Linked DNA regions of Mus musculus: region 1 is linked to region 2. A link is a loop called in an ENCODE intact Hi-C map of the cell type or tissue named here. Cell type or tissue: left cerebral cortex. All regions are shown on one strand. Each heading gives the region's core, and the rest is flanking DNA. Links, peaks and the distances in the headings are about the cores only. Region 1 holds the start of F7 (coagulation factor VII). Region 2 holds the start of Pcid2 (PCI domain containing 2).

Evidence for each region. Peaks named below come from ENCODE experiments on the same cell type or tissue, not always from the same donor. Only the 100,000 strongest peaks of a DNase experiment are listed, where the experiment ranks them.
Region 1: a loop joins it to region 2, with 8 times the contacts of the local background. A loop is called at or near these places in 3 of 42 quality-filtered maps.

The regions. Positions count from the first base shown.
Region 1 is chr8:13,020,167-13,035,460 of GRCm38, forward strand. It overlaps F7 (coagulation factor VII), which reads left to right and starts at 5,868. Exons shown (of 8, transcript NM_010172.4): 1 at 5,868-5,965; 2 at 8,478-8,638; 3 at 10,391-10,415; 4 at 10,492-10,605; 5 at 12,019-12,159; 6 at 13,210-13,319; 7 at 13,775-13,898; 8 at 14,558-15,294. The coding sequence starts at 5,893. The coding sequence ends at 15,150. Mcf2l (mcf.2 transforming sequence-like) reads left to right here. Exons shown (of 31, transcript NM_178076.4): 31 at 1-336. It also overlaps the pseudogene Gm15352. In left cerebral cortex, for the core only: CTCF peaks have their summits at 7,948 (motif pointing right), 8,151 and 10,342; DNase peaks (open chromatin) are centred at 8,452, 9,857 and 10,445.
Region 2 is chr8:13,098,552-13,113,845 of GRCm38, forward strand. Pcid2 (PCI domain containing 2) reads right to left here and starts at 6,792. Exons shown (of 14, transcript NM_178708.3): 1 at 6,224-6,792; 2 at 1,774-1,863; 3 at 12-85. The coding sequence starts at 6,259. Cul4a (cullin 4A) reads left to right here and starts at 7,072. Exons shown (of 20, transcript NM_146207.3): 1 at 7,072-7,352; 2 at 7,643-7,758. The coding sequence starts at 7,205. In left cerebral cortex, for the core only: a CTCF peak has its summit at 6,936; DNase peaks (open chromatin) are centred at 6,342, 7,003 and 7,945; H3K4me3 peaks cover 2,960 bases; H3K27ac peaks cover 2,084 bases.

The DNA of each region.
Region 1 (15,294 bases), core at 3,930-11,929, 78 kb before region 2:
GTTGTTTTCCGCTTTTTTGTGTGTTTCAGAAACAAATTCTGTTCTTTGGAAACTCTCTGTGCCTAGTAGGGCAGATATTTTTATATGTGTGTATATATGTTCACGTGTGTACATAGGATCTTGGTGTAAAGGATGTATTTATGGTCTCACGCTGCTGAACATGTGTCACTTTACGGTCCCTCCCTGTCTCCTCACCCTGCTGCCATGGGAGGCCACCGAGGCTCGTTCACCACTGTATGTCCAGGAAAAACACCCTCCTCCCCTGCCCTATGGCTTGCAAAGCCATTACTGGCTACACCTTCAGAGAATGGTAATAAAATAAAAAACGTGCAAAGACTCAGTAGCATTTCTGGTTATGTGTTATGCGGGAAGAATCGTGGGACATAACTGCCCAGCCTGTTTTGAAAAAGCCACCTTCCTTTGGGAACTTGTCCTCATAAGGACACTTTAAAATGTCATGTTTTTGCCGGGCATGGTGGCTCATGCTTTTAATCCCAACACTCAGGAAGCAGAGGCAGGCAGATCTTCTTGAGTTTGAGGCCAGCCTGTTCTACGCAGAGAGCTCCAAGCCAGCAAGAGCTACACACAGTGAGGCCTCATCTAAAAACCAACCAACAACAAATGTCACACCTCATTCAGCATTGCTCTTACTTCCTACTGCTCTGATATAAGTAAGAAGTTAAACTCAGAAGTCTTTATTGTGTGAATGAAGTTTGGATAAAGGCCAGCAATTCCTGCCATCTCCCCTCTTGGTGTGAGCCCTGGGCTCCCAGAATGGTTGTCACAAATGCCTTGTGTGGCTACTGTAAGACTGAGGCAGAACGGTAGGGTGTGGAGGAAGTGCGGGTACCACACATAATATGATATATGTTTTATTTTATCTGACAGTGATGGTGTTAAAATAGTAACAACATATACTTGGGTGTGTGCTGAGTGTGGAGGGGACTAGAGACATGCAGTAGAGGCATTACAGAATAGTAATAACACATTTGACAACTCCTCGTTGAGAAGGTAGAGAGTGAAGCAGGTTTGTTGATCTGTGAGAAAGGTAGGGTGGAGAAATGGGGAAAGAACAGTGAGCAGAGACACAAAAATATAATAAAGAGATGTGAGCAGACATGTCTGACTTCACAGGGCAACTAGTGTCCTAATTGATGTGCCCAGACAGCACCAAACAGGCTAGATAAATTACCACTAAAGGGGAGCCTGAGAAAAGGGCGATGACTGAGAATAAAGGAAAGCAAAAGGAGTAGCCTGAATAAAAGGAAAAGAAAGCTAACATAGTAATGCTACTAACAAAAATGAAATTTATGGCAGTTAGACTATAAGGAGCTAGATGGACATCCAAACTTTTAGGCTAGTAATAATGTTCCAAGTGCAGACAGCAAGGCTTGGTGGTCAATGCTGCTGCCATAGACACTGATGCCTGTGTATCAAACAGGAAATGGTACCATTTTCAGCACACACAGAACATACACAAAGCAATGAAATAGATACTTTGTGAATGGTGTTTGGAAGTCCGTAGCCATTATTCTGTGGTATCCACTTAATCTAATCTGACAACACTGTGGATAACAAGTATAATCAGTTAAATTAAAAGTATAAAGAAGAAATTGAGAGAGTTAAAATAAAAACAAATCAAAACCTTAATTCTTGAAAACCAGAAAAACTGACTGTAACTTGTAGAAAAAACAAGAAACAACCTTGCCTGCGCCCGCACAAGCCGTGCAGATCTCCACCCACGGAACATCCAGAGAGTCGCACCACTGCGCTGATGGAGCAGACATGGGCAGAGCTAGGGCTGGGGTTGCTGCTTCCGGCACTGCTCCTACCCACACAGATTCAATGCAACCAAATATCTGTTGCACCAGTTTCCAGTAACCAGAATATTTCTGCTTCCCCAAATCCAAGTAATGCTACCACCAGAGTGGGTGGCAGCTCCCCGCAGTCCACAGCTGGTCTCCTGGCACACACTCTCTCTCTCTTCTACATCTCTACTGTTAGAGACTCAGGCCAGGAAATGTTTCTACTTCCCATCTTCTAGACTCACCCCAAATGGCAACCACAAGTCCAATGTGACCAGGAATAAACAGGTTACCATACCTCAACAGAAAACACTGAGAATTCAAAATCTGACCAGATTAAAGGACGCGTTGAGAGAAGAGAGATGCCAATATTGAACCTGCTGGAATCTTACATTCCAAGATGAAGACGGCATCCAGAATTGATGTGATTTCCTTGAATGTGGCTTAAGAAATGTGGACACTTAAAACTCTCACTTGAAATTGGACATAGGTTTGATGTAGAGATTAGGACAGGGTGCAGAATGGAGACCCATTTTGTCATTGGTTCATCTGACCTATAAAGCCATAGTGCAGTTAGGTGATATTCAAAAGCGTCTTTCATGCTATTTATGTATATGTTAGAAGGAACTACCAGGCGTTGCTTTAAATTCCCAATTTGTTGTTTCAGTACTACTAATTTAATATGCTAAGCTCTAGGTAAAGTTCCACGTTGTGGAACTTTGACTATTCTCTTTGAAAGTGAACATTTTACACCCTCCTTCTGTGGCTTTAGATCTGGCATTGTATTTGACCTTTATTAGTAATTGACATGTATCAGGCAATGATGGATTGGAACCCACCCCCAAATCCAGCCACCACTGAATAAATCTGATTTAAAAAGTCAAAAAAAAAAAAACCCTAAGAAACTATTTAGCAAAGAGTGTTAGAACATGTCAAACAACAGTGGTAGAACACACACACTCGCCCTATAGGGCCAGTAACCTCCCAGACCATGGCGTTTGGTTTGGTTTGGTTTGGTTTGGTTTTGGTTTGGTTTGGTTTGGTTTGGTTTGGTTTGGTTTGGTTTGGTTTGGTTTGGTTTGGTTTCTTTTGGGTTTTGGCCAGGTTTACAGCACCAGGCGATTCCCTCCTATGGAGCCAGCCTCATATCCAAATCAGAAAAGAGTTGGTTACCCCTCTAACAGTTGTAATTGGTTACCAGTGTAACAGTCATAGTTGGTTACCCCTCTAACAGTCATAGTTGGTTTCCCCTGTGACAGTTGTAATTGGCTTCCCCTGTAACCGTCATAGTTGGTTACCCCTCTAACAATTGTAATTGGTTACCCCTCTAACAGCCCTAGTTTGTTAGCCCTGTAACAGTCATACCACTGTTTGATTCATAGGTTCGGTTACTACCTATGTAGTCACTGTTCTAGCATGCAGGGTTCTCTGGTGAATGGGACAGCTGATGACTCTTTCCTCCAATGGATACTTTCAGAACTATGAAAACAAAGCATAAGGGAGGAAGTTTCAAGGTCAGTGCCAATTTGATTCTCTATATGCTACAGATAAAGTGTGGTGTATCTTCAGCAATCATATATTTATGGTGGGCAAGCAAGAACAATGACCTATGTTGGGAAAAAAACCCCACAAATTCTAAACAAGTAAATTTGTCCATGTAATGCAGGTATGGTGCAATATCAAAAAAGTACTGCTGTAACTTACCATGTCAAACTGAACCAGATAAGTCAGCAGTCTCATAGATGTACAAAATTTTAATTGATCATTAATTTATCATGGTTATTGCACCAGGAGTTTAAAAACAGTTTTCAACCAGATAAAGCATGTGTATCAATCTTCAAAGCAAAAATTTTAAGTATCCTCATCCAAGCAGAAATCAAAGAGAGGTGAGCAAGAGCCTTCCTAGCATACAGGACAAACATGAGGACACCTCACTATTGAGATCACTCACTAGAATAGGGACTAGCACAAAGGAGCAAGAAATGAATCTGGTGGATTGAAAGTACCTGCTCCTAACCAGGAAATTCAGGAGCATTCACACATTGTTAACAGTAGAGTCCTCGAGGCTAATACACAGAGCAAAACAGACCCAGAGAAGACACAGACCCAGAGCAAGACAGGGATCCAGAGCAAGATACAGATCCAGAGCAAGACACAGATCCAGAGCAAGACACAAATCCAGAGCAAGACACAGATCCAGAGCAAGACAGATCCAGAGGAAATAAAAGTGATACTGACCTTTCTGATTCAGATCAGCTCTCTAGTTCTTAAACTTCAAGTTACTGGTGGCATTGCCACTGGTCCCCAACCTTGCAGGGTGTCAGAACCCACAGGCATCATCAAACTCTGTGATTAGGACTGCTCCAAAGATTCTGCTTCCCCATGGAGTGAGGGAGCCTGCATCTGTGTAGGTGTCATGGATGATGTGAGTGTGAAGGTGTAGCGTGCATGTATACAAGGGTGTGCATAGGCTGTGTGTGGAGTGTGTGCATAGGTGTAAGAATGGTATGCAACTGTGCAAAGACAGTGTGCATGTGTACAAGTCCATAAGGAAGTGTGAGCATAATGTATGTGTGTGTCCCCAGGTAATTCTGAGCCCACTGTCACTTACGGGTCTCTCATGTGTGTCACATGTACAAGGGTGAGGCTGACATGTAGCAGCATGCTGAGGGTTCCAGTCCTGTTCTGCAGACTGTGGGGGAGCCCTTGGGGAGCTGGCTGGGGATGAGGCTTAGTGCTTCCTATCCCAGAGAAGGGGCAAATGGTCCCTGAGCACATACAAGGAATATCCACATAAGAAGGACTCCCGGATCCCAGAAGAAGCCTGTTTATCTTTCCTGAGAAGGTAAGTGGGGAGGAGTCCAAAAGACGGACAGACAGTGACCCCATGCTATCCCTCCATGTGTCTGCACTATGTATGTACAGTGCTAATGGTACCCATGGTACAGGTGTGAAAAGAAGACCAAGCAAACAAGGCCCCTGCAGGTCCAAATGGGATCCTTGACGCCTGAGACGCAGGAGCCAGCCAAGGCACGTGCCACAGGGAGGTCGCCATCTGCTGAAGAACTTTAGCCAGAGCCCAAGCACCAGGCGGGCTCAGCATCTGTCCTCTGAAGCAACTCCAATTGTTCTGCTGCTCCAGAAAGCTAAATACACAGTTCCTGGAACTCAATAGGGAAGAGAATCCTGAGACCAGGTCCAGCCTCACATAAGAGAGCTGGGATGAATGGCTGCCATCTCCTCTCATGTCCCTGGAGTTACCCTGTCACGAGAGCATTGGATTTTACTGGGTGAAATTTGACCTCTATCCCAGAAGAAGCAACTGGGGTCCCAAGTGTGAAGGGACCCCAGGAGTCAAAGGTGCCCCTGGGGTACACCATGCTGGCAAAGATTAAAGTCCCTGACTAGAGAGGGAGAGGTACTGTAGTGTCCCACAAATGAGGTCTGACTCCCAAAAGAGTGGTCCAGCCTTGTACTGCCCCCTCCCTGAAAAGAACATTTTCCTCAGAGGGTCCAACTGAAGCCCACAGTGTAGTCTAGGAGGCTGCATGACCATAAACCGAGTGTCCTTGGGCTAGATCCAGTTTTTACACAGAAAGTTTCACGTGCTGAGAAACCTTGTTGATCTCAGGCAACCCAGTGTCCACAACTCCACCTGGAGCCTGGGCCAGAGGACACAAAGGGACAAGTCATGGGCCACCTGCCGATAGCTGTTTCCACAGTGTGGGAAGAGGAGGGGCAGGGCAGCCCTTGAGAGCCATTGACGGCTGCACAGCCCAGGTCTGCCCTACAGGTCTTTTCCAGGTCATAAGCCCATACCCTGTGCTTTAACAATGTCATCACTGTGAATATGGACATCCATCGGTGGGTGAGCTCTGTTCACACCTCCGGTCTGAGCCCACATTGCCTGCCTTAGCTTTCCTCTTTCCCTGGATGTACAAGTGCCAGAGACATAAGTGGCAGCCTCCAACCGGCCTCCATGCTTCCAGCCAATGCTCCAGCTTTCTCCACCCCTCTCCCCTCCCCCCTGACCTTTGCCCTCCCGGCAGCATCTGGACAGTCACCAGCCAGAAGCCACAGTCTCATCATGGTTCCACAGGCGCATGGGCTGCTGCTTCTCTGCTTTCTGCTCCAGCTCCAGGGACCTCTAGGGACTGCAGGTATATATGTCTGTCTGTCCGGGGAGGGTTTCTCTGTGCATGGAGTTGCTGCTCTTTGCAGAGGCAGCTGGGACATCAACAGGAACCCCCTCATGAGCAGCACACTTGATGTGTGTCCCTGACAAAAGCAGATAGCATCTGGATGCTTGCCACCCGGAAATAGGCAGCTCTTCACAGGGGTGGGATCTTTGGCTGTCGTCCTCCAGAGACGTTTTAGAAGTAGGGTGCTTTCCTGCCCTCTATGGACACAGACACTTGCCTGTGAAATTAGAGCCTGGGGGTCACTCAGTACAGAGCTCTGTGGCAAGGGGTCAGATGTGTCAGAACAGCCACAGGGCAACTGCACTAGAGGGCTCGCTCACTGCCTTGGCTCTACATCCACATCCACAGCCCCTCCCACCAAGTCCCCCACCACATACATACATGTGTGCCTCTAAGGCCTTGGGGGAGAAAGCTCGTAGTTATGAATCACAAGTTGCAGTCTTACAGAAAGAGATGCTGCCAGGAACATTCCCATGCATAGTGACATGGGTGGTCGAGCCAGTACTGTCCCCCTTGGAAGCCCATGGCACATAGGGATTGCAGTGGATTCTCCTGTGGAACTGAGTGACAACAGGAGCAATGGCTTTCCCAAGTTCTCTGCAGTGGTATGGAAGACCTTGGGGTCAGGTTTGCTTTGGATCTCCAGGAGATTGGCTGAAGTAAATTTACCTTCTCCTAAGGGCCCACCCCTTACACAATCACTTGCTGTAGAAGTGTATGTGTCCCAGTGGCTGGTGGCATATGGATCCTTCTCTGCCTGGTGAAGGACATTGATTGGTCCAGTTGGACAGTGTCTCCATCCTCTCTAGGAACACCAGAGAGTGTTCCTCGGCCCTTCCTCTTCCCTCTCTCTGTCCCTTCCCAAAATGGTTTATCTGACTTCCACTCTTGTCCTTCCAAGGGACCCTCCTCTGGGGTGTACCAACGTCCTCCTGGTAAGCAGAGCCACCTTTCAACCCCACCTAGACCCAGCTCCTCCCAGTAAGGCCCTCTGAGCCTCCTCTGCATAGGGAAAGCCTGTCTCTGTTAGCCCTCCTCCTGAATACATTGGATGCTATTGGGTCTTCCATAACTGCCTTCCTTCAAGGCTCTTCTTCCCATCTCAGTTACACGTCTTCCCGTCCACAGATATCCCAGGCACACAGTTTATGTGACACAGTTGTCATATGAGGACTTTGAGGGCCTCAACACCATCCTTGGTTTCCACCCCTGACTACCTTTAGGTGATTTAAACATCTGCACCCCATCTCCACACCCACTCCTGGGATTCAGACCCAAATCTTTGCTTTTCCAAAGCCAAGTGTGGAACACTGTCTTCTAGTTTCTGTCGAGGTCACTGACATTCAAGGTCGTGTGGTAGAGGCTGCATCTGAAACACTTCCAATGTAGAAAATCACAGGACTCAGAACCCCAGGTGAGGCAGCTGTGGCCATGGTACCCAGGGCTAATGCTATGTTATGGTAAGATCTGAAGCCCCAGGGCTATGACTTGAGATTCTTCGATTGACTCCCTGGACACAGGATAGAGGACACAGATGGGAGAAGAGAGGGAGATTTAAATATATGTTTGTGCACACATTTTATGAGTACCCAAGAAAGGGGTTGCACAATGTGTGATTAACTGTCTCTTTGTGGCTTGGTGTCACATGTAAACCTCGTGTTCACTGGCCTCACAGGAGACCACACCATTTGGCAATCTCGTTACTACCGATGTGTCATTTCGTGACCTTTTGTAAGCTCTCCAAGCATCTTCTCATTATAAATTCCTAAGAGAGATATAGGAGAAATGCCAAATCACATGGATATGGTAAACTTTCATCTCATCTAATAAATATGTCACCATATACTTCTACATAATACTGTGCCATGTTCTCTGTCACCATCAATGAAAGACACACCCATTTTTCTTAAAGATATATTTATTTAATGTATATGAGTACACCGTAGCTGTCTTCAGACACACCTGAAGAGGGCATCAGATCCCATTACAGATGGTTGTGAACCACAATGTGGTTGCTGGGAATTGAACTCAGGACCTCTGGAAGAGCAATCAGTGCTCTTAACCGCTGAGCCATCTCTCCAGCACAACACATCCAATTTTAAATTCAGCTGTGCCTGGTCTGTGTCATTCCCTGTGACCTTCAGCCCACAGAAGATGGTAAGCCATTGACGGAAACAACCTATGCACCTTCCGTTCCTTGAGGTGAACAGGAACTCTTTGGTCCCCACCAAAGAGTGGAATGGAAAAAGATTAATGTGGATCAGTTGTTCCCATCACTGCGGGAGATGGGTGTTTCTGCCACTGAGAGATCTGGTGTGGGTGGTTTTCATGGGCTGACCCAGTGTGGTTTCCTTCACTCACTGGAATGATCCAGTGTGGCTGTTTCCATTCCTGATGGGACCAAGAGTGGGTGGCTTCTGAGCAGCTTGAGGGAAGCTGCCAGGAGCACATGAGACCTTCTGTTTCTCAGTTTTCATAACCCAGGAGGAAGCACATGGTGTCCTACACAGGCAAAGGCGTGCCAACTCACTCCTGGAGGAGCTTTGGCCCGGCTCTCTGGAGAGAGAGTGCAATGAGGAACAGTGCTCCTTTGAGGAGGCCCGGGAGATCTTCAAGAGCCCTGAGAGGACCGTGAGTGCCCCATCTCGTGCCTGCTCTTGTGTAACACACTGAGACTGGAAGGAAGTGAGCTGGGGATTGTGAGGGTCACACCTATGTCTCTGGATCTGTCTCCCCCTCACTGCGGAGGCTGCCACTCAGTACTCATAGATGGACAGGAACCCTGACACACACAGGTTTCTCTCTCAACCATGCCACAAGCAGTTTTACAAGAAATACAACTCATAAACTACACTGGCTGTGTCTCCTATTTTCCCAGAGGGGAATCCCTTATTCCTTACGGGCTGCCCATGAAGTAAACCTGAGAGGGAAAATTCACCTCAAGAAGGCAGGACACACACACACACACACACACACACACACACACACACACACGCAGGCCTCACTGGAAACGTGTGAGGAACACCAAGGCTTCCTCTGCCACACTTGGCCATGTGCACAGATTTGCCTCCACTCCTGAGTTACTCTTTTTTATGTTTGTTTGTTTGTTTGTGGTTTGTTGTTTTTTTTTTTTTTTGAGACAGGGTTTTGCTATGTAGCCCAGGCTGACCTCCAATTCTTCATCTTCATTGCCTCCCAATTATTGGAATTATAAGTATGTGCTACCCCGCCTGGCCCTGTGGTTTCATTTTGTAAAAGATACATATTTATACATCACTGAGCATGTTCCTGTCTGGTTAGACATCTCACTCTGGAGGGTTTTCCCAGCAAGGGTGTGTCAGGATAAGACAAGGCTTTAAGACGGGGTCCACTGTGTTTCATTTTGTCATCATCTCTGGAAAAAATAGTCAGTCACAGCTTCAGGGGCGGTTGTGAGGGGCTGGTTGTTCGTTCTCCAAGGGCTTTTCTTCTCACCAGCCTTGGCTCATATCACACCTCACACTCACAGGAGGCTCCCCTCACACTCATAGGAGGCTCCCCTCACACTCACAGGAGGATCACCTCACACTTACAGGAAGCTCACCTCACACTCATAGGAGGATCACCTTGCACTCACAGGAAGCTCACCTCACACTCACAGGAAGCTCACCTCACACTCGCAGAACACCTCTCTCTCTCTCAAAAGAGACCTCACATTCGCAGAAGTCCTCACACAGGAATTTCACATGTACTGGAGAATTTACACCCACAGAACACCTCACAGAGGAACCCTCATTCCCACAGGATAGCTCACAAACCCAAAGAATGTTCCACACAGGAAATTACACCGCACACTTCTCTCACAAGTGCCCTCACACTCACTCAGAGCAACTCACACAGGGAGCCTGGAGAAGCTGCTTTCCTCACTGACTGGAGCAACCACCTGACAGAAATAACTGGAGGAAAGACAGGTTTATTCTGGTTGGTCGTTCAGGAGTCAGGGAAGGCGTGACAGTCACAGCGCATCCAGTCAGGAGGTAGAGAGTAAGGGATGCTGGTGTTGAGCTCACTATCTCCTCTTTATTCAGACCAGAACTCCCATGGGATGACACCTCCCACATTTAGAGGTCCAGCCCAGAACTGGAGAAAGCAGGATCAGGGTCAGAACTCTGGTGCGCTCACTTGGGAAAGGCAATTGTGTGGCGACTTAAATATCTCTAGAAAGGGCGTAGAGAAACATCAACCTCAGATAATCCCTCCTCGTCTCCAGAGGAACGCTATCTTCCCAAGCCCCACACAGATGCCCAGGTCAGGAGCCCCAGCCATAGCTCCTGAGCTCCCTCCGTGGACACTAAGTGCTACTTCTCATGACCGTGCCTCACATGGCTTCTTCTTCCCTCTCAGAAGCAGTTCTGGATTGTTTACAGTGGTGAGTAGGTGAAAGCCATCTGTGCCCCTCCCCCACACCCCTTCTTTGCAGCACACTAATGTCAGCTCACCCACAGATGGGGACCAGTGTGCCTCGAATCCATGTCAGAACGGAGGTACCTGCCAGGATCATCTCAAGTCTTACGTCTGCTTCTGCCTCCTAGACTTTGAGGGTCGGAACTGTGAGAAAAGTGAGACCAACTTCTTGCCTCCGTTTGCAATGGATGGAGTCGGGAGGGAAGGGCCTGGGTGACTGGTTCCAGAGAATAACAGCCTCATCGAGTAAGGAGAGGGTGTCCAGGCCAGCCTCGGCCCCTGAAGGAAATTGATCTGGGAGACATTAAGTATTTCTTTTAAACCCATGGCCTTTGATTTATGAGTCTAAGATTCTGGGTCTCAGACTCGCTGTCTGTCCCTTTTGACTCCTTGCCCTGAGAATTCTGCTGAACTGGAGAGATTTAGGGGAGGGAGGGTCCATCTCTGTCCCCACCAGGTAAGTCAGCTAGGTAAACTTCTTCTCCTCTGCTGGTTTAAAGGTATAAAGTATTTATTCATCTTTGAAATATCAATTATTGTTATGCTTGGAGACCACCAAACTGCTCTGGGCTCAACGGTTCACTACTGGACTCCATAGAGTTCACTGACAGCAGAGATACACATGAGTATTTTATTACACCAACGTTTGCCATGGCCAGAAGCAGGCTTTCTGTTGTTCTCTTCTGTGAGCTCACATAGACAGCTCAGTTCTTCTAGAATGCATGTAAAGTGCTGTGCAGTATCACCAATAGAAAGTCACTTAACCCCGGGCCTAGGTGTGAGAGACCTGTCTCCAGCCCCTCCGGTCCCAAATCCCACCATCAATCAAACCTTTGGTTAGCCATCTGGTATGGCCCAAGGCCCCAGACAAGTGGCAGTATTCCAGTTGGGGGATGCCCACGAGGTCACCTCTTCAGACAGGACAAAAGTGTCCTTTCTGCAGACCAAGGACTCCTTATTGCCCAAGTGGGTTCTTCCTGGTATCAGCTGCCTCCGGTTCTCATCAGAAAGAGGCCAGAGAGAGTAAAGGGGGAAGGGGAGAAGGGCTCACTAACAGTCACTGATCCATGGAGGCCTGTAAGGTTTGGTGATCAGTGACTGTGAATGACAGGACAGTCCTCTATACTAAAATGAACTGACCACCCTCGCCTGCAAATGGCCAGTGCTGGAGCCAAGGGCCTAGATGGCTCACATGGTCATGAGGGTTGCCCCAAGAGTAACTTCTCCCTTTGACATGTCCGTGGGCCAGTTCCCCATTCTATTGAGAACATTTCCTTTCCTTGGAAATGTTTGCTTACCACCTCCAGAACCCTTCACATCTTCTCATTAGAGCCTTGGAAGGAAGATGTCATCACACACCAGCCTAGCACCCTCCAAGATTTCTCAGACTTGTGACTCCCAAATCCAGCTCTCCATCCCGCCAGATCAGTCCATAGGGCAGGTGACGCAAGCTCAGCCTTAATAGCCCACAGCTACATGCCATATTCCAAGGGGACAAGAGCAACCACCACCATGGCCCGTCTGCCGACCTTGCAGAGACCTCTCAGGTTGTCTTCTCCTTTTCTCAGGCAAGAATGAGCAGCTGATCTGTGCAAATGAAAATGGTGACTGTGACCAGTACTGCAGGGACCATGTAGGGACCAAGCGTACCTGTAGCTGTCATGAGGACTACACGCTACAGCCAGATGAGGTGTCCTGCAAACCAAAAGGTAATAGACTGTGGGGACTGGAGCTGTCTTAGGCTCTGAAGAGGCAGTCACCTGTGTGGGCCTGTGGCAAGTTATCAGCTCCATGATGTGTAACAAGGTCAGACCTCTGCTTATCAAGTACCTGGTAGATGCTGACTGACTTGAGGTGAAAGGGTAGAGACTTGAAGGACACCTGACCTGAGAGCTGTTAGTCTGGAACCCTGGGCCAGCATCCTGCACTGCCTCAAGTATCCTGACCATTGAAGCCGGCCAGGAGTGGATGAGGAGGTCCTACACCAACTCTTATGTCCCACTTAGAGTCTCTGAGACATAATCGGGAGTCACATAGGCACACCTGGCATCTGTATCCACTGCTGCAGTTAACAACATAAGATGACCTATTATTATTATTATTATTATTATTATTATTATTATATGCATGTGGGCAGTATTACAGATGATGACAGTCCTGAAGGGATCAGAGAATGTCAGCTCCCCTGGGCACTGACGTTACAGGCAGTTGTGAGCTGCTTGTTGTGGGTGCTGGGATCCACTCTTGCCCCCTGCTCTGAAAACATATCTCCACAAGAAGACTATTCGAGCTCTGCTTCCGAAGGCGGAGGCTTCCCCGGAAGAGGATGGGGCTCAGTCTGTCTCATGAAGCTGGAAAGTTGGAAGCCCACAGCTCAGTGTTCTTTCTTACCCGAAGCCTTCGCAGTGGGTGGCGCCCGAGTCTGCCTTAAGGACCCTGTCTTCCTGTGCTGGTGGCCCATGCTTACACAGATCGTCACTTTCTTCATAGCGAACCAGAACGACACGTTCTCCCTGTGAGGCTCTGGCAGACCCCAGCTCTAGAAAGCAGGTCCTCAGCTGTCCCCACACCGTTGTCTGCCTCCTCTCCTAGCCGCTGCACAAGGCCCTCCCTGCCCACTCTAGAAGTAAGCCCCAAGTTCCTCTGTCCTGAGGCCTCTCACTGCCCCCAGCAGGAGCCATGGCAGCAGCCAACTGCTTCTCATCCCACAGTCACCTTCGCCTCTGCACCCTGCTCTCTCTGACTTCTGTTTCATACAGTTGAGTACCCGTGTGGGAGAATACCTGTTGTAGAAAAAAGAAACTCCAGCAGCCGCCAAGGCCGCATTGTGGGAGGCAACGTGTGCCCCAAAGGGGAGTGTCCATGGCAGGTAATGCTCTCCGTCCAGGGAAAACCTCTCTCTCCAGCTCCGGCTCCCCTGACATTAGGGTTTCTACTCTGGGGTATGGAAGTTTTGAGTTGGGTTACATTTATACAGAAGAGACATGGGCCAGCCTCCATCCCCCTATCCCCTCCCCCACACTCTTGTCCAGAGAAAGGGAAAGAAAGCAGGTATTGGGGCCCATCCCATGAAAACCCATGCCAGGCCCACAGTTGCCTTGCACAAGTCACTTGAAGAGCTGTAGTTGCACCTCATCATCCATGCACCCCACCCTTCTGCACCCCTGTTGTCTACCAGAGCCAGCAGATCTAGGGCTGCTCTACCCTGCTGGGGGAATCCCCAAAGGGATGGTGGGCAGGAATTGTGTCAAGTCAGCTGCTTCCTTGGGGGCAAGGAGACCATAAAAGTAGCATGGCTCTCTTTGTCTGTGTGCCCCCGCCCAGGCTGTGCTGAAAATCAATGGGTTATTGCTGTGTGGGGCCGTCCTGCTGGACGCCAGATGGATAGTGACCGCAGCCCACTGCTTCGATAATATCCGCTACTGGGGAAACATCACAGTGGTGATGGGTAGGTATGGCCCATCCCTGGCCTCTGGCCTGAGGGCATTTTCAGATTAAGATTGGCTCAGAGGCTGAGAGCCAATGGCCTGACAATGTCTCTAACCAGGTGATATCTTCAAGAGTGGCACTGGAGATGACCCACTTGTCCTCTGGGCCCCCCTCCTGTCAGAGAATAGGAAACTGGGGGGCTACTCTGTCCACCTTGCCCTACTCAGATTGGGTGTCAAGGACCCCATTCACTCCTGCAGGCTCTGCCCATTCACAACCTTCCCTCCAGAACTGCAGTGGACCCTGGGCCAGGCTTCTCCTGAGACCCTGGCAAGGAGTCAAATCCTCAGACACCAGAGGCTGAACTGACCACAGCCCTATCCACATACTCTAGGTTAGAGAAGCAAGACAAACAAGAGCTCTGTGTGGGGACATGGCCACACATGGTAGGATACGTGCCATGAGACATGGTAGGATATGTGCCATGAGGCATGGTAGGATATGTGCCATGAGGCATGGTAGGATATGTGCCATGAGGCATGGTAGGATATGTGCCATGAGGCATGGTAGGATATGTGCCATGAGGCATGGTAGGATACGTGCCATGAGGCATGGTAGGATATGTGCCATGAGTGGCGTGGTAGGATATGTGCCATGAGTGGCGTGGTGTCCTCCCAGGTGAACATGACTTCAGTGAGAAGGATGGGGATGAGCAAGTACGACGGGTGACACAGGTCATCATGCCCGACAAGTACATCCGCGGCAAGATCAACCACGACATTGCCCTGCTCCGCCTTCACCGGCCTGTGACCTTCACTGACTACGTGGTGCCCCTGTGTCTGCCTGAAAAGTCCTTCTCCGAGAACACCCTAGCCAGAATCCGCTTCTCAAGGGTCAGTGGCTGGGGCCAGCTACTGGACCGTGGTGCCACAGCCCTGGAACTCATGTCCATCGAGGTGCCCCGGCTGATGACCCAGGACTGTCTGGAGCACGCCAAGCACAGCTCTAACACCCCCAAAATCACAGAGAACATGTTCTGCGCTGGCTACATGGATGGTACCAAGGACGCCTGCAAGGGTGACAGCGGTGGCCCACATGCCACGCACTACCATGGCACATGGTATCTGACAGGTGTGGTCAGCTGGGGGGAGGGCTGTGCAGCTATTGGTCACATTGGGGTGTACACCAGGGTCTCCCAGTACATAGACTGGCTGGTCAGACACATGGACTCCAAGCTCCAGGTTGGGGTTTTCCGACTCCCACTACTGTAGCTCCTTGGATAGCCCAACCCGTCCCAAGAAGGAAGCTACGGCCTGTGAAGCTGTTCTATGGACTTTCCTGCTATTCTTGTGTAAGGGAAGAGAATGAGATAAAGAGAGAGTGAAGAAAGCAGAGGGGGAGGTAAATGAGAGAGG
Region 2 (15,294 bases), core at 3,474-11,473:
CAAAAGATTACCTTAAATGAGCTGCAAACATTTCATCATATGGGGGCTCCAGAACTTGCTGGCATTTCTCTTCTGGAGAGGCCATCTAATCCACAAGAAAAAAGGGCAGGGTAAAGTTAGGGGGCATGAAAGACAGCGATGAATACAAAGAGCTTCAGATGAACACTCTCCGAACTTCACAGCCCAAAGAAATGGTTCAGTCAGGCACTCGAGGATGAAGCTCGTTGCTCCACCAATATCTGTATTTCAAGAAAACAAGAAGCCCAGGAATCCAATTCGGTTGTTTGCTGCAGGCCAGAAAAGATGCTAGGCATTTTCATAGATATTTTATTTAGTGTGTATGTCTATAGATATGTGTGTGTATAGGTGTATGTGTGTGTATGTGTGTAGGTGTATGATGTGTGCCATGGCACACACAGAAGTCCAGGCTTGCTCAACAAGGACTTCTACCCAACTGTCCATCTCATGGGCTCTCACACATATTCTAGTACTTAAAGCTGGCCAGTCAAGAAACACACGAGGAACTCCTACGCCTTTAATAAACAAGATGTACAGCTCCTTCCATAAATAAGGTCATGTTACGAGTCACTGAACAGCTCCCTATGGGGAACAAGTGTCCTGGGATAAGGGCCAACAGTAATTTCTAACCCCCCTTCCTTCCAGTGGTGAAGACTGGATGAGCTGAGGACACTTTTGAGTCATCACCTGACTGGCCTTAGAGCACCTAGAATGAGCGTGACTTCTGCATGTCCAGAACGGGTGACAGATATGTGAAAGATATGTCCTTGCCCTGCAGAGCGGATACCCACTAACCTGTTAAAGGGCTCAAGAAAAAAGTAAGGAAAGAGAACACACCATTGTGACTCGTAAGAGTCATCCAAGCTGGGACACTATCGAATCTCAGGCCAGCCTGGGTCTACCCACAAGCCTGGGACTCAGGGCAGCACTGGCTTCCCTGGGCTTCCAGCTGAAGATAGCAGGTCACACAGGGGGCCTACTCAGCCTCCATAACCACACAGCCCACAGAGAGTGATCTCAGTGTATGTATGAACTATGCATGTATAGATGCATTCCTATCAGTTGCTTTTCTAACAGTAAACTAGTACAAAGTGAAGTAACAGGAATGAAGAAGTCAGTGAGCCCTCACCAGCTGCCGAGCCTGATGGACTGGCTCAGTCACAGGATCCACACAGGGGAAGAAGAGAAACAACTCCCACAAGCTGTCCCCTGACCTCACACACACACACACACACACACACACACACACACATCATGGTACATGCATGCCCAAATACATATGCACAAAAACTAATAAGTGTAATTTTAAAATTAAACTTGAAAAGAAAAAGAAAATAAAACACCATTTTGTAGCACCTCCTGAAAAACCTGTCTCAGAGGGTGACCACCAGCATGAACCTACAGATGAAAGGTCAGTGGAACACTGTCCAGACAGATGGACCTACTAGTCACACACACACAAAGCCCATCATCCCAGCTGAACAGCAGCCAAGATAGCTGTTCGCATAGCTCTCACATAGGGGTGCTGTGGCCAAGTGAGCTAGGCTTTCTTCAAGAAACTTAGAAATTTTCAAAAGAGAATGGCAATATTAGTTTCCTTTTATTCAAACTTTAAATTTCCGTAGAAAACTGACTGCCCCACAGTTCTCTCTAGATGCCTGTATATAGCCCTTCCTATCTGCAGATAGATAGATATATCCCCTCACCCCTCTTTCTTCATTTTCTTTAGACACCATGGGTATATCTACCACCTACCTGGAGCCGTGGGTTCGCAACATGAGGGTGCTTAAAGGATACCAGCTCTGCACAGGATGCTCCATCTCTGGTGTCGATGGCTTCATATACCTGAAAAGGTGAAGGGGAAACTTGAGCAGGTAGGCAAGATCTGTTCTCACAGGACCAGAGCAATGACCTGCATGCCGTAAGAGCAGTTTCCTCCTCTGTGAAAGAGGCCAGAATAATCGAAATGTAAAGTTAGCCAGGAAACCACTTTATTTCAAAATGGGATCTTCTGGGGGTAAGAAAACAGGTAAGACAGAGTCCCCCAAGGTAGGGAGCAATCCCCAGGGCAGTTCACTCCTAAGTGACCTCCTTTGCTAGTGACCTTAGAGGTGGCAGGAGGAAGTAACTCTAATACCAGTAGCTCTGTACGTCCATAATCACCTAATTGTGCCTAAAGCCTAACGTACAACTTTGTTAGCAACTGGCATAACTCCACAGGAAACTGCACACAGGCCTGGACTCTAAGAAAGTCCTATCAGAGCCTTGCCTCAATAACAACATAAAGAACTAAGGAGTGGGAAAGAGAACAAGGGTAGTGACAGGTCTTAATAAGCAAATCTTTTTTAAAAAATAAACAAATCTTAAAACCGTAGCTGGGGGGCGGGGGAGGGTGGCTGAGGATGAAGCCCCATGGTCCTAGCATGTGCAAGTCCCTCGGTTTAAGTCTCCAGTATTCTTTTCAAGTGTCTGGTCACTCCACAGCTACCTCGTCCCTGGCACCCAGCCACCTGCCATAGGTGCTTTACCAAATGCTAACACAGAAGCTGCATCCTTCTAGGTTAGGCACCATTTGGACCATGAATTTACATCCCAAACAGCACCTGTGCACAATACCTGGGCAGGCACATCAGGGGAGCGTGTGCTTCAGGAACCCCAGGAGACTTCTCTCCCAACTACACTAGGTCTTCTCAGGTCCTAGTCAGCCCACAGGGGTACCACCTGCCTCAAACCTGACAGTTCCTTAAAACTGTACAGGCTGGCAAGATGACTTAGCAGGTAAAAGTGCTGACTGCTCTTCCGAAGGTCCTGAGTTCAAAGCCCAGCAACCATATGGTGGCTCACACCACCGGTAATGAGATCTGACACCCTCTTCTGGTGCATCTGAAGTCAGCTACAGTGTACTTATGTATAATAATAAATAAATCTTTGGGCCAGAACAAGCGGGATCGATCAGAGTGAGTACAGGTTCTAAAATTCAATTCACAACAACCACATGAAGGCTCACAACCATCTGTACAGCTACGGTGTACTTATATACATTAAAAAAAAAAAAAAAAAAAAAAAAACAACTGTATACATTCCTTCTATCCACTGAAATCCCACAGCAAACATAAATAGTACCAGGCTTGTATTCTAAGTTCCATTCCCCACTGACAGCAAAGCTCCTTGGAGGAAGGGCTGATGCCAGAAGCTGGGTCAGGGGAGCCTCGGATAAATTTAAAAAGCATGTGGCCCAAAAAAGGCTCAAGGAAGGACAGGGCCAGGTTCAAAAGCCATAGAAACCAACTGAGGCAGCTTTCAGAAAATTTGAGCTTCCAAAAGAGTATAGTGGTGATAAAGTATAACTGGGTATCAAAAATAATCCAAATTGTGTGCTGGGTGTGGCGGCCCATGCCTTTAATCCCAGCACCTGGGAGACGGAGACAGGTGGATCTGTATTTCTATATGCTCAAGGAGAGCTGGATCTACAGAGTGCGCTCCAGGACAACCAGGACTATGTAGAGAGACTCTATCTCAAATACACACATACATACATACATACATATGTACACACACATACATATCCATAATGGTTTTTAAAGAAAGAGTATAAGGGGAATTATGTTTTAAATTTTACTTTTTTTATTTGTTTCAGCTGGGTGTTGGTGGCACATGCTATTAATCCAGCAACTGGGAAGCAGAGGCAGGCAGATCTCTAAATTCAAGGCCAGCCTAATCTACTGAGTGAGTTCCAGGAGAGCCAGGGTTACACAAAGAGAGTCTGTCTTTAAAAGCAAACAAACAAAAATTGACTAAGTTATTTTATTTTAGGATCTGCCATGTGGGTGCTGGGAACTGAACCCAGGTCCTCAGCAAGATCAGCAAGTATCCTTAACCTCTGAGCTATCTCTACAGCCCAGAAATTATTCTTTAACATAAAAAGCAAACAGCAGATACAAATAGAAAGAGGGCCAGGATGTGACTCAATGAATGATAGAGCACTTGCCTAGATGCATAAGACCCTAGCTTCAGTCCCCAGATCCACATAAAAAGAAAATCAATATAGAAAGGAAAACAGAAAAATCATATCCTGGACAACGAAGACGATACCTGGTCTGGGAAAGGGCTCTCAGTGAGGGTAACCCACCTCTACAAAAGGGACTGGAGGACAGGAAGCTCACAGTCCCACATTATCTAGAACAAGAATACATGCAATGTGTAACTCTGGATTGCACTCTGGATTCAAAAAACAAATCCTAAGAAACAATTTGCACACCTAAGCGATCCATCCCATATACAATCACCAAACCCAGACACTTTTGTGGATGCCAACAAATGCTTACTGAAAGAAGACTGTTATAGCTGTCTCCAGAGAGGCCCCACCAGTGCCTGACAAATACAGAGGTGGATCCTCGAAGCTTACCATTGGACTGAGCACAGGATCTCCAACGAAGAAGCTAGAGAAAGGACCTAAGGAGCTGAAGGGGTCTGCAGCCCCATAGGAGGAACAACAATATGAACTAACCAGCAACCCCAGAGCTCCCAGGGACTAAACCACCAAAGAAAACACATGGTGGGACTCATGGCTCCAGCTGCATATGTAGCAGAGGATGGCCTAGTCAGTTATCAATGGGAGGAGAGGCCCTTGGTCCTGTGAAGGCTCTATGGCCCAGTGTAGGGGAAGGCCAGGGCCAGGAAGCCAGTGTGGGTGGGTTGGTGAGCAGGGGGAGAGGGAAAGGGGATGGGAATTTTCAGAAGGGAAACCAGGAAAGAGGACAACATTTGGAATGTAAATAAAGCAAATATCTACTGAAAAACAAAAAAACAAAAAATGTGCAAAACATTGGAAAATTAAAAGTTACATGCATCAGTGTCAAAGTTCTCAGGCTACTAAATGCATTGTGGTTACAGTGAATGTCCTTGTTCTTAGGGCTACGATGTCTGTGATGTTCTTTGGCTGTGGGTTCTGAATTAGAGGTAATTTATTACTGTTAACCTTAGGAAATGGAGTAAAGTTTCCTTCTAGTTTGACCTTGAAGAAAAGTGGACCTCACTCCTTGCTGTAAGGAGTAGACTCCTCAAGCTCCACGTTTCTCTCTTTGAAACATATGCAGGCTCCCCTTGCAGGCCATCAAAACATCACTATGGACTTGGGATAACCCGGAAGCAGCACAAGCATGCTGATGCCATGCCATTCCCTGTGACAGGAAAGAAAGACCTTTATTCCTGGCTCAAGCAGTCACAAGAGTAACAGGCTACTCTTAACCTTATTAACACCGGTAAGGATGGCAAAATTCAACCAACCTGACCCCAACAGCTTCTGGGAAATCAGCACAGGAATCATGGGGAAAGAGAGACAAGCAATTTGTTAACAGGTAGCCACTGGCCAAGGCTATTGCCAGTGTGTTGAAATAAAGACTGGTCTTTTGGCCAACAATGAGATCACTAAGGTTCAAGCGTGATCTCCAGAATTAGCATCTTGCTAAGTGTTAAACATGTGCACTGTAGAGCCAGTCTCTGATGCTTCTGAGCTGGGAAGACTTGGGTTAGCCGCCTACGGAGCTCTTCAAGGAGGGCCTTGTGATGGAATCAAAGAGAATACATATGCACACGCAGCACCGACAATAGTGCCGCTACTTAAGAAGCACACAAGTACTGCTTCTAGTACTGTAGTACCCAAAACTGAGCTGTTTGGGACAGGAAAAGGGGGCTTTGGTAATAGAGCTAAGCGCAAATCCAAGGTTCATAAGCAGCCATGAGCAGCAAGTGTAGTCAGTTAAAACGTTCATCAGTCTTCCCTATCTGGCTGCCCCTTGCACCAGGTGTGTTGCCTAGTGGGATTCACATCTTCAACACCCTAGAAGACGCAATCACGGCCCTCCACCCGGATGCAACAGTGTTTGCCTGTGCCACTCCCAGGCTTTAAGTAAAGCCTTGATGGGCACCGCTGCCAAGAGACACAACGTGCTTCGTGCGGACAGCAGCGCTGACTACACAGACAACCGTTTCTACAAGTGGCCCCGATCTTGCTACCTCCACCTCGGATCCTCCTCCTCCTGGTCCACCGGGCAGCACCTGCAACTTCCGAACAAGGCAGGCTGCCCACCGCGTGCAGCACACCCTCCTCGCCTCGAGGCCAGCCGCAGGACCCCCGGCACCGTCCGACCCGGCCCCAGGACTCACCCCTCGTGGCCCGTAGGCCAGGATACCAAGCGAAACCCACCTGCTGTAGGTACTGGTTAATGGTGATGTGCGCCATAGCGGCGGCCGCGGGTGTTGAGTGCCTCACTTCCGGCGCAGGTCCGTTTCCGCTCCTTGTCCCCACACGGTAACCTCTGCACGTTGGTTCCGGAGCGGGTGAAGGTGGAGCGAGCCGAGCCGAGCCGAGCCGAGCCGGTGGTGAGAGCACTTCTTTGGGGGCAGCTGTCAGCGCGGTCGCCGGGACGCCTCGGGTGCGGCGGGGGCGCGCGCGAGGGCGGAGGACTGACGTGGAGGAGTTCCCAACCGACTTGGGAACGTGTCCCTGGTCACGTCGGTGTGCTAGCGACCCGATTCCTCGCACCCCTCTCCCATGAGGGTGACCCGATCCCCAACCCTCCGTGTGCAGAGGCGCTCCTGACTCTCCCGGAACCAAAGTCCAGAGCCCACTGGGAAGGCGTCCCGCGCACTCCTAGGATGTGTTCCTGAGTCCTCCCACATCTCACACTGGGGCACCCCAGATAAATGGGTGCAGAGCATCCCGTCCCCAACCCCTCGGCGCGCTAGCGCACGGAGCAGCATCCCTGAGCATCCTAGGTGTAAGGTGATCCAGGAGGCAAGGTTGCCGGGTGCTTTTATCCACTCAAGTCCTCGCCGGGGTGTCCTCGTCACGGCCCTCGACGTGACGTGGGGCGGCGAGCTCCGGAGCCCTCGGTGCAGGTGTCACGGCGCCCTCTCGCGAGCATTCGTTGTAGAACGCCTGCGAGTCCCCGAGCCCTCCTTGGGCGGAGTTCGCGCATAGGAGGAGGAGCCGGATCGTTCCGGTGCGCGCCGCGGCGGTTGGGCCTCGGGCGCGCGGACCCGGCCGCGAGCAGAAAGAGGAGGAGCCGAGCGCTCACGGGCGGAGCCCGACAGCAGCAGGAGGAGGAGCCGGGCGCGCACGGAGCGGGCGCAGGGCAGGAGGAGGAGCCGGGCGGCGCGGGGCGGGGCGGCGTCCGGCCCAGCCATGGCGGACGAGGGCCCTCGGAAGGGCAGCGTCTCGGCTCTCATGGGCCGCACCAACGGCCTCACCAAGCCCGCGGCGTTGGCCGGTGGCCCCGCCAAGCCGGGGGGCACGGGAGGCTCCAGGAAGCTGGTCATCAAGAACTTCCGAGGTGGGTGCGCTCCGGTGAGGAGCGAACGGGGCGGCCGGCGGGTCGCGCGCTCGGACAGGGCCTCCTGGGGCTGCCCGGCAGGCCCTGTCCCCGCGCCCCGGCCCGCCTGGTTCCCGCACTGTCCCGTCTCGGCGCCGCAACCCGACTTGTCCCTGCACCTCACGCTCCGCCACGTCCCCGCGCCCCAGCTGGCCCCGATCCCGCACCTCCTGGCTAGCCCGGCCGGGCCCTGCCTCGGTGCCCCGGCCTGTGCTGTCCCCGCGCGGCCGTTGACCCTCTCTCCCCCACAGACAGGCCGCGGCTGCCTGACAACTACACTCAGGACACGTGGCGGAAGCTTCACGAAGCGGTCAAGGCCATCCAGAGCAGCACATCCATCAGGTACAACCTGGAGGAGCTGTACCAGGTGAGCGGCGGCGAGGGCCTGCGAGCACCTGGCTGGGTTCCTCCTCCAGCAGCCACCGGGGCCAACGCTAGGGAGGCCCGCCCGTCCGCCCGCCCGCCCGGGGAGAAGCTGCGGCCCGAGCCTTCCCTAGCGGAAGCCGCGAAACCCTGGGTCAGCAGGTGTTTCTATGGATCGCCGCCCTGGATTAGTGCTGTGTGTTGAGGCTTAGACCAGGCTGCTTAGGAGGTGTACGTTTTCCCAGCGCCAGAAGAAAGGAGGTGTTTGGAGCTAAGAGGCACAGAGCCCCCAGCAGTCTTCAGTGTTATCAGAGTGCCAGTGTGTTATACATGGAACTCAGTACGGCCCCACTTGCTAGTAGGGTCCCTGGGTTGTGACACACACACCCCCTCCCCAACACACACACACTGTTTTGTAGTTTAATTATTGCAAATAAGGTTGCAGACAGATTCTGGTAGGGTTTTTGTTTTGTTTTGTTTTGTTTTTTTTTGAGACAGGGTTTCTCTGTGTTGCTCTGGCTGTCCTGGAACTCACTCTGTAGACCAGGCTGGCCTTGAACTCAGAACTCCACCTGCCTCTGCCTCCCGAGTGCTGGGATTAAAGGTGTGCGCCACCACGCCCGGCGATTCTGGTAGTTTTAACTTAAAGACAAGTTGTGTCTGCAACAGGGGGGGAAAATCATCCGAAGTACATTTTGCTGTTTCAAGCACACTTTTCTGTCATGGTTTTATACAATAACTGCTAAATATTCTGTGTTTTAGTTTGTGATAGAACAAATAATTACTTATATGTTACTTAAAAGTTACCTAAGAGGCTTGTTTTATCCTGGTTACAAACTGAGTGTATTGTAAGTTACAGAAAGCACAAGAAGAAAAGTAAGCAGTGGTACCCGAAGGAACCTGTGGCAGGCCCATCACTCCCAACCCCAAACTCCCAAATCCAAAACTTGTAGTGCACTCATGAAAAAAAGACCCACACCTGACTTCCTCTGCTGGGCCTCAGACAGAACACAGTATATGCTAAAACTGTTGAATAAAATGACCATCGAGCTAGGGCCAGCCAGATGACCCAGTAGGTAAAGCGCTGGCAGAGCCAGCTTGACAACTTGTGTTCGAACCTCAGAACCCTCAAAAAGGTGGAAGGAGAAAACTGACTGGAGACGCATCCCCAGACCTCCAGCCTCTTGACGTGACACAAGCACCCACACATACACTTGGTGTACACACACAATGATAAAACAAGGGATATGGGGTACGAGTCAGCTTTGTGTCTGTTTACACTTGATTCTCAGTACCCAGATACATCATTGTGTATGTGCAAGTATTAATCCGGAAGAAAAACATCTGAAATCCACAACACTAGTAGCCCCAAGCATTCTGGGTAAGGGACCACTGGCCGATGGTGACGGATTGGTGTATATGTGTCTGTTCTTTGTCTTAAGTTTGTGAGTTGATTGTGTATTGAAGGAGAGGATTTTATTTAAGGTTTTGTTTTTGTTTTGTTTAGACAGGGCTCACTGTGTAGCCTTGGCTATTCTAGAACTCACTGTGAACAGTCTGACTTACAGAGATCTTCCTGCCTCTGTCTCTTGGTGCTGGAATTAACATTATGCACTACTACACCCGCCTAAAGATTTGCTTTTATTTTTATTATTTTAAGTATGTGCCTATGTGTAGGTGTGCATATGAATACAGTGTTGGGGGCATGTGACATGTGCTCCAGTAGGTTTATTTTGTTTATTTTATTTTTTTATGAGAAGAGAGAGTCGGTTGGTTTTATTTTTTACGAGATTCACTGTGGGGCTGGAGAGATGGCTCAGCAGTTAAGAATGCTCTTACAGAGGTCCTGAGTTCAATTCCCAGCAACTACATGGTGACTCACAACCATCTGTCATGGGATCTGATGCCTCCTTCTGGTATGTGTGAAGACTGGGACAGTGTACCTTATAACTATGGGGAAAAAAAAAGGTCTCACTGGGTATTAGTCCCGGCTGCCGCTCATGTGCCGGGGCTATAGGTTAACTCTAACATACTTGTCCCAGTAGATTTTAATGGCCTAAGATAGAGTTGTTTGCCAGCCGCTCAGTGAAAATGTAGACTGTTTCCCTCCCCGGTAACGAAGGGCTGCCCCGTGAACTCATCCCCTCCCGTTCCCCAGCTGTGGCAGCTGCTGCCGTGTTCTCTCTACTCCTCCACCTCTATCTAGAAGGAGCAGCGCATTTGCAGTCCTCTGGCATCTGGCTCTTATCTAGAATGGCGTTTGCCATTTCCTCTGGTGCTAACAGTTTGGCATTTTGGTTTGTTTGTTTTTGTTTATTAATGTGTTTAGTATTTGAAATAGAATTCCTTCCATCCCTGTCCTCCTCCTTTCCTCTCTCCATGGCCCCTGGACACCCTCTTTGAAATCCCTCCTTTGTGCCCCCAAGTGCATATTACTTTTATTAACAAGTAGAGTGTCTATAGTGCAGTTGGCTTATTCATCAGGTAGTGGCCGTTTGGGTGTCCAGTGGGAACATGACCAGCAGGGCCGCTATGAACGTTGCATACATCATGTGTGGGAATGTGTTTTCATTCTTCTCAGGAAAGTATCTCAGATACAGAAAATGTGTGCTTCCTTTCATAAGAAGCTGCAGCTCTTCCAAGTGACTCCATTTTCCCCACTGCGGTAGCTTGAGGGTCCTTTACTCCACATTCTCACCAGCATTTGGTGCCGTCGAGTTTTACAAACGGGTTTAATTTACCGTCCCTGTTGACGGCAGGTGTCTGTCTGTTTGTGTGCCTGTTGCTCTTCTATACTTTTGATGCAGTTTGCTGCTCAGATCTGCTGGCTCCCTGCCTCCTCCTGCCATCCCCTCTCCCTGCTTCCCTCTTATCTCACTGTGTAGCTTGCTCTGCCTGCAAACTTGGAGTCCTCCTGTGCCAACCTCCCAAGTGCTGGGATTACAGATATGGGCCAGGGTGCTCAGCTTCATCTGCTTAGATTATTTTCCCGTTATTGAATGTGTGAGTTTAGTATGTATTCCGGATATAAGTTCTATATAGGTGTTGCTAGTATTTTCTTCTAGCCCATAGCTTATCCCTTAACTAATCTATGTCCTTTGAAGAACAGTGATTTAAATTTTGAAGTTAAGTGTCTTATCAGCTGTTCTTTTAGGTTATGTTTTTAGTATCCCCCTAAAAAATAAAAACTAAACTTTTGCCATAACTGGTAGTAATAGCACACTTATGTAACCCCAGCACTCAGCAGGCAGAGAAGAGTTCAAGGCCAGCCTCCTCTACTAGCCAGCTCAAGGCCAGCTACATGAAACCCTGTCTCAAAAACAACAAAGCAACAGATCTTTGTCCTAATCTAAGACCTTGTATTTAGACAGAGCTGACAGTTTTACATTTAGATCTGTGATCTATGTTGTGTGGACATCTGTGTGTATGGTGAGATATAAATCTAGATACAGTGTTTTTCCCATAAGTGTCCAGGTGTTGGGCACATTGCCCAACTGCCTTTCTCCGACAAGACCAGTTGTCTGTCTAGGAGGGGTAGCCTCCAGCTTTTTCCCACATTTGTCTGAGCTATTCTTGGTCTTTTGCATTTCTTTATGAATCTGAAAAACTGATTTCTGGCTTTCTCAAGGAACCAGCTTGGGTTAGAGTTATGGTGACTCTTAGATCACCTAGAGAGAACTGACTCGGCCTTAGAGATAGAAGGCTCACTGTTGGGGCTAATATTTCTCAGCAGTGATTTCTTGTTTCATTTGTAAAGATGTTACAAACCTTTTATGGAATTTTCACCTTACCTTGAATTCTGACTTGTGATTCTTGCTTTTACTTAAAATTACCATTAATTTTGTATATTGAAATTGTCCTTCTAATTTGCTGGCCTTGCCTGTTTTCTGTAGATCCCATTGTATCTTCTGCCCAGACAATCACATGTAGCTAGAAAGCTTTTTGCTTTCCAAGTTTTGTGCCTCTTATTTCTTGGCTTTGTCTTGCTAAACTGGCAAGAGCCTCTGGGACAGTGGTTGGAAGTGAGAGAGCCGGTGCTGTCTTGCTCTAGATCTCTAGAACTTTGGTTTGCCACTGTTGAGTGTGACGATGCTACCATGTAGGAGGGTCCTTCCTGCTCCCCGCTAATTTAATGAAAGCACATTTCTGCATCTATTACGGGATTGCTTAAGTTTTGCTTCTTAGTTGGTCGATTATGTTCATTAATCTTTCTTTCTGTGTTGAATATAAGGACAGTCTTGCATGCTTGGGCTATATCTTTTGTTTTAGACCTGGTCTCCCTGTGCCTCCTTGGTGGACTTGGAACCCCCTGTGTAGATCAGGTTGGCCTCAAGCTCACTGAGCTTTCCCTGCCTCTGCCTGCTGAGTGCTGCTGGAGTTAAAGCCACTGCTGCTGTGGCCGCTCTGTTACCTTTCTTATGTGTTGAGTTGAGTGATTAATTTTTTGTTAACTTTGTCTTAATGTATTATTTTCTTATTATGTCTTTGATCAGTTTGCATGTCAAAGTAATATTGGCCTTATGAGTTTAAAATGATTTTCTCTTCCTTGTATAGAATTGGTATTGTTTTTTTCTTAAATGTTTGAAGGAATTCCCTAGAGGAGCCATTTTGGTTTTCATTTTCATTTTATCATTTTATATGTATGGATGTTTATCCTGCATGTGTATCTGTGCCCCAGATCCAAACCTAGTGTGCACAGGGCAGAAGGGGTCGAATCCCCTGGACCTAGAGTGAAGTGAGCTGCTGAGTGGGGGCTGGTATCAAGCCTGCATCCTCGGAAAGAGCAGCTTTTCCCTGCCGAGCCATTAAGTGCACAGCGATTGTTCCTAGTGCCCCTGAGGAGGACACCAGCTGTCTTGTCTTCCGAGTCTCTCATTCTCAGCCGTGCCTCAGCTACTGTTGCTGCCACAGGTGTGAGTCTCTCACACTTCTGAAGGCTTCTTTCTGAATTTCTGCCTAACCTTTGCATCTTGTTTATGGCTATTGTTTTGTCCTGACCCACTACCTCTGTTCTTGATACCCCCTCCCCATTAAGAAGATTAGTGACAATCCTTGAATGGATGTTCAACATTCTAAATTCTAACTGGTGTGCCAGATATTTTTATATTATTGTAAATTCGTGTCCTTTATTCTGGCCATAGTTTAATGATTTAAAGACCATCTGGTCTTAAGCCTCACTTTTAGGATTTGTTAGGCCAGGGCAGACTGCTGCTGTATCTAGGGCCAGACGACCCTACCACGGAAACAGACCTTCCTAGGTGCCTTGACTGGTTTTCAGCTGGATATGGAAAAACCGCTATTCTAGGCCCCGTGAGAACTCCAGCACTTTTACCTCCACTCTTCTAGATGGTTCTTTCCTCGTCCCAGAACGTGTACCCTTTGTTGCATATTGGGGGTTCTTCATCTCTCTTGACTCGGTTCTGCGTGCAGCTGCAGCTGGGTAGGAAACTGGAGCAGCTGGCACTCCCCAAAGATCTTCTGGCAGCGTCCAAGACCCCAGCCAACGTGCCACCTGTGCTGCGTCTGCTCTTTGTCTATTTGTTTGTCTTAGGTTTTGTTTGTTTGCTTTTTGGTGCCCAGGGCCCCTAAAATACTCTGTTCTTTGTCTTTTTTATTCCCCCCCATTATTTTGACTGGGAACAAGAACTGCACCAAAACACCTAAATACTCGGGTTTTAGCTTAATCAAATACCTCTTGCTACTAATGCTGTCCTGTGACCTAGAGAGTGCAGTGTCCAGGCTCGGCTGTCCCGACAGAGGAGGTTCCTTTCCAAATACGGCAGGCATGCGACGGGCGTCCTAGGCTGAGCCCTCGTGCATCCCGGGCTGCTCCATCTCACTGAACACCTACCCGTGAGGACTCAGCTCCATCTTTGTTAGGGCAGAGGGGTGGCTCTGGCCTCCGACAAATAGTGCTCCCCTGCCCTCTCCTGTTTCCAGCTGTGCTTTATGCCCTACCACAGAATCTTAGTTGACAGCACCACTTTTTACCAGAGGCTGGAAATACTTAGTTTTGAAGTCTAATATAAATATAGGAGCTCATTGGCCATGGCTCTCTGCTCAGCAGCTCTTTTTCTGGGTATCACGTGGGTTCTATCTGTCATCCATGGCGAGGAGGTCTCCTGGCTCCCATCCTCTGTATCTTCCTCTGAGCAGGGTTGTTTTGAAGATGCAGGTCTTTTGCTTCTGAAGACTTGAGTCTGAATCACTCAGAAGGACATACTCCTGTGACTTTCATACTTGAATTTTGTCCTTTGGTCACCCTAGTCTCTAGTGCACATCAGAGGAAGACCCAGTGTGGAGCTCCACCTGAGAACAAACTCCTCAGGGTGGCCTAGCTTCCAGGGAGAGGCCAGCTCTGGGCTAGAGTACACAGCAGGGCTGGAAGGTTCATCCCTGTCAGTCATGATAGTGAAGGAGGGAGCAGTGTGGGTCTGTGGAGAGCTAAGTGACAGGGTTGGCTAAAACTGACATGGGAAAGCCAGCCCAGGGAGTGGTGGGCAGGTCCTATTGCAGGGACCACTTTGAGGAAGTCGCATATTAGTAGAGCATAAATTCAATACAAAAGCAGAGAATATGTCCTCTCTGACTTGCCTGTCCCACCAGAGCCTGCCTGCCTAGTCTAGCAGCCTCCTGCTCACCTCTCAGATTTGTCTGTTTAGCTCTTGCCGCAGCCTTGAGAGCCAAGGTTGGATTTGGAAGGTAGTGACAGAGTGGGACCCGAGATGCGTGTCTCCTGAGAAGTTTCTGAGTTTCCTGTTGCCTGGATTTGGGCCCTGATTTTATTTTGTATTCTTATTTCTTTCAGGTAGGCATCTAGAGGGGTCCAGTATCCCAGCCCCACTCTGGGTGAGAGTAGTAGGGGGAGGAGGGGTGGGGAGGCAGCAAGTCTGTATAGAAATGGTGACCCCAGGCCATCCTTACCACAGAAAGTGCCACCAATCCTGGACTTCTGGGTCTGGGTAGTGTGTTTTACTGGTCTTCTGATGTGAGTTCAGGATCATGTCGGGTCCCACTCTGTCATAGCATGTCTCTGTAGTGGCTGGGCTCGAGTAACTAGGTCTATGAGGTAGTTTCCTGAGGGCTTCCCAGACCTGCAGTTGAAGCTTGTGTGCTTTTTTTGTCAATGAATCCAGTGACACAGGCCATGATTTCTTGTTCCTGTTTTCTGTGGCTTCACCTTGAAGGGTCTCTGCATGAATTTGCATTTAATGAACACCAGCAGAGCCCAGGCCTCCAGCCGCCTGCGGTCCCTTCTTTCATTCAGTGTTCTTCACCTGAGAGGTGACTGTTTGTGGCACAGGAAGCATTTTGTTTTAGTAGCAGTAAATAGTCTTCAGGTGGTATTTAAGAGAGCAAATGGATGGCCTTGGACACCACGGCCCCCGCTTGTCAGTGCTCAGCATGGCGCTGGCGCAGCCTGTCGGTCACTGAGGAGTCTGCTGTGGGGCGTGACCCTTGGGATGTAGGAGCAGTATATTTTCAGGAATGAGTGGATATGAGAGCAGCTACAAACTGGCACAAGCAGAGTCCAAAGGCT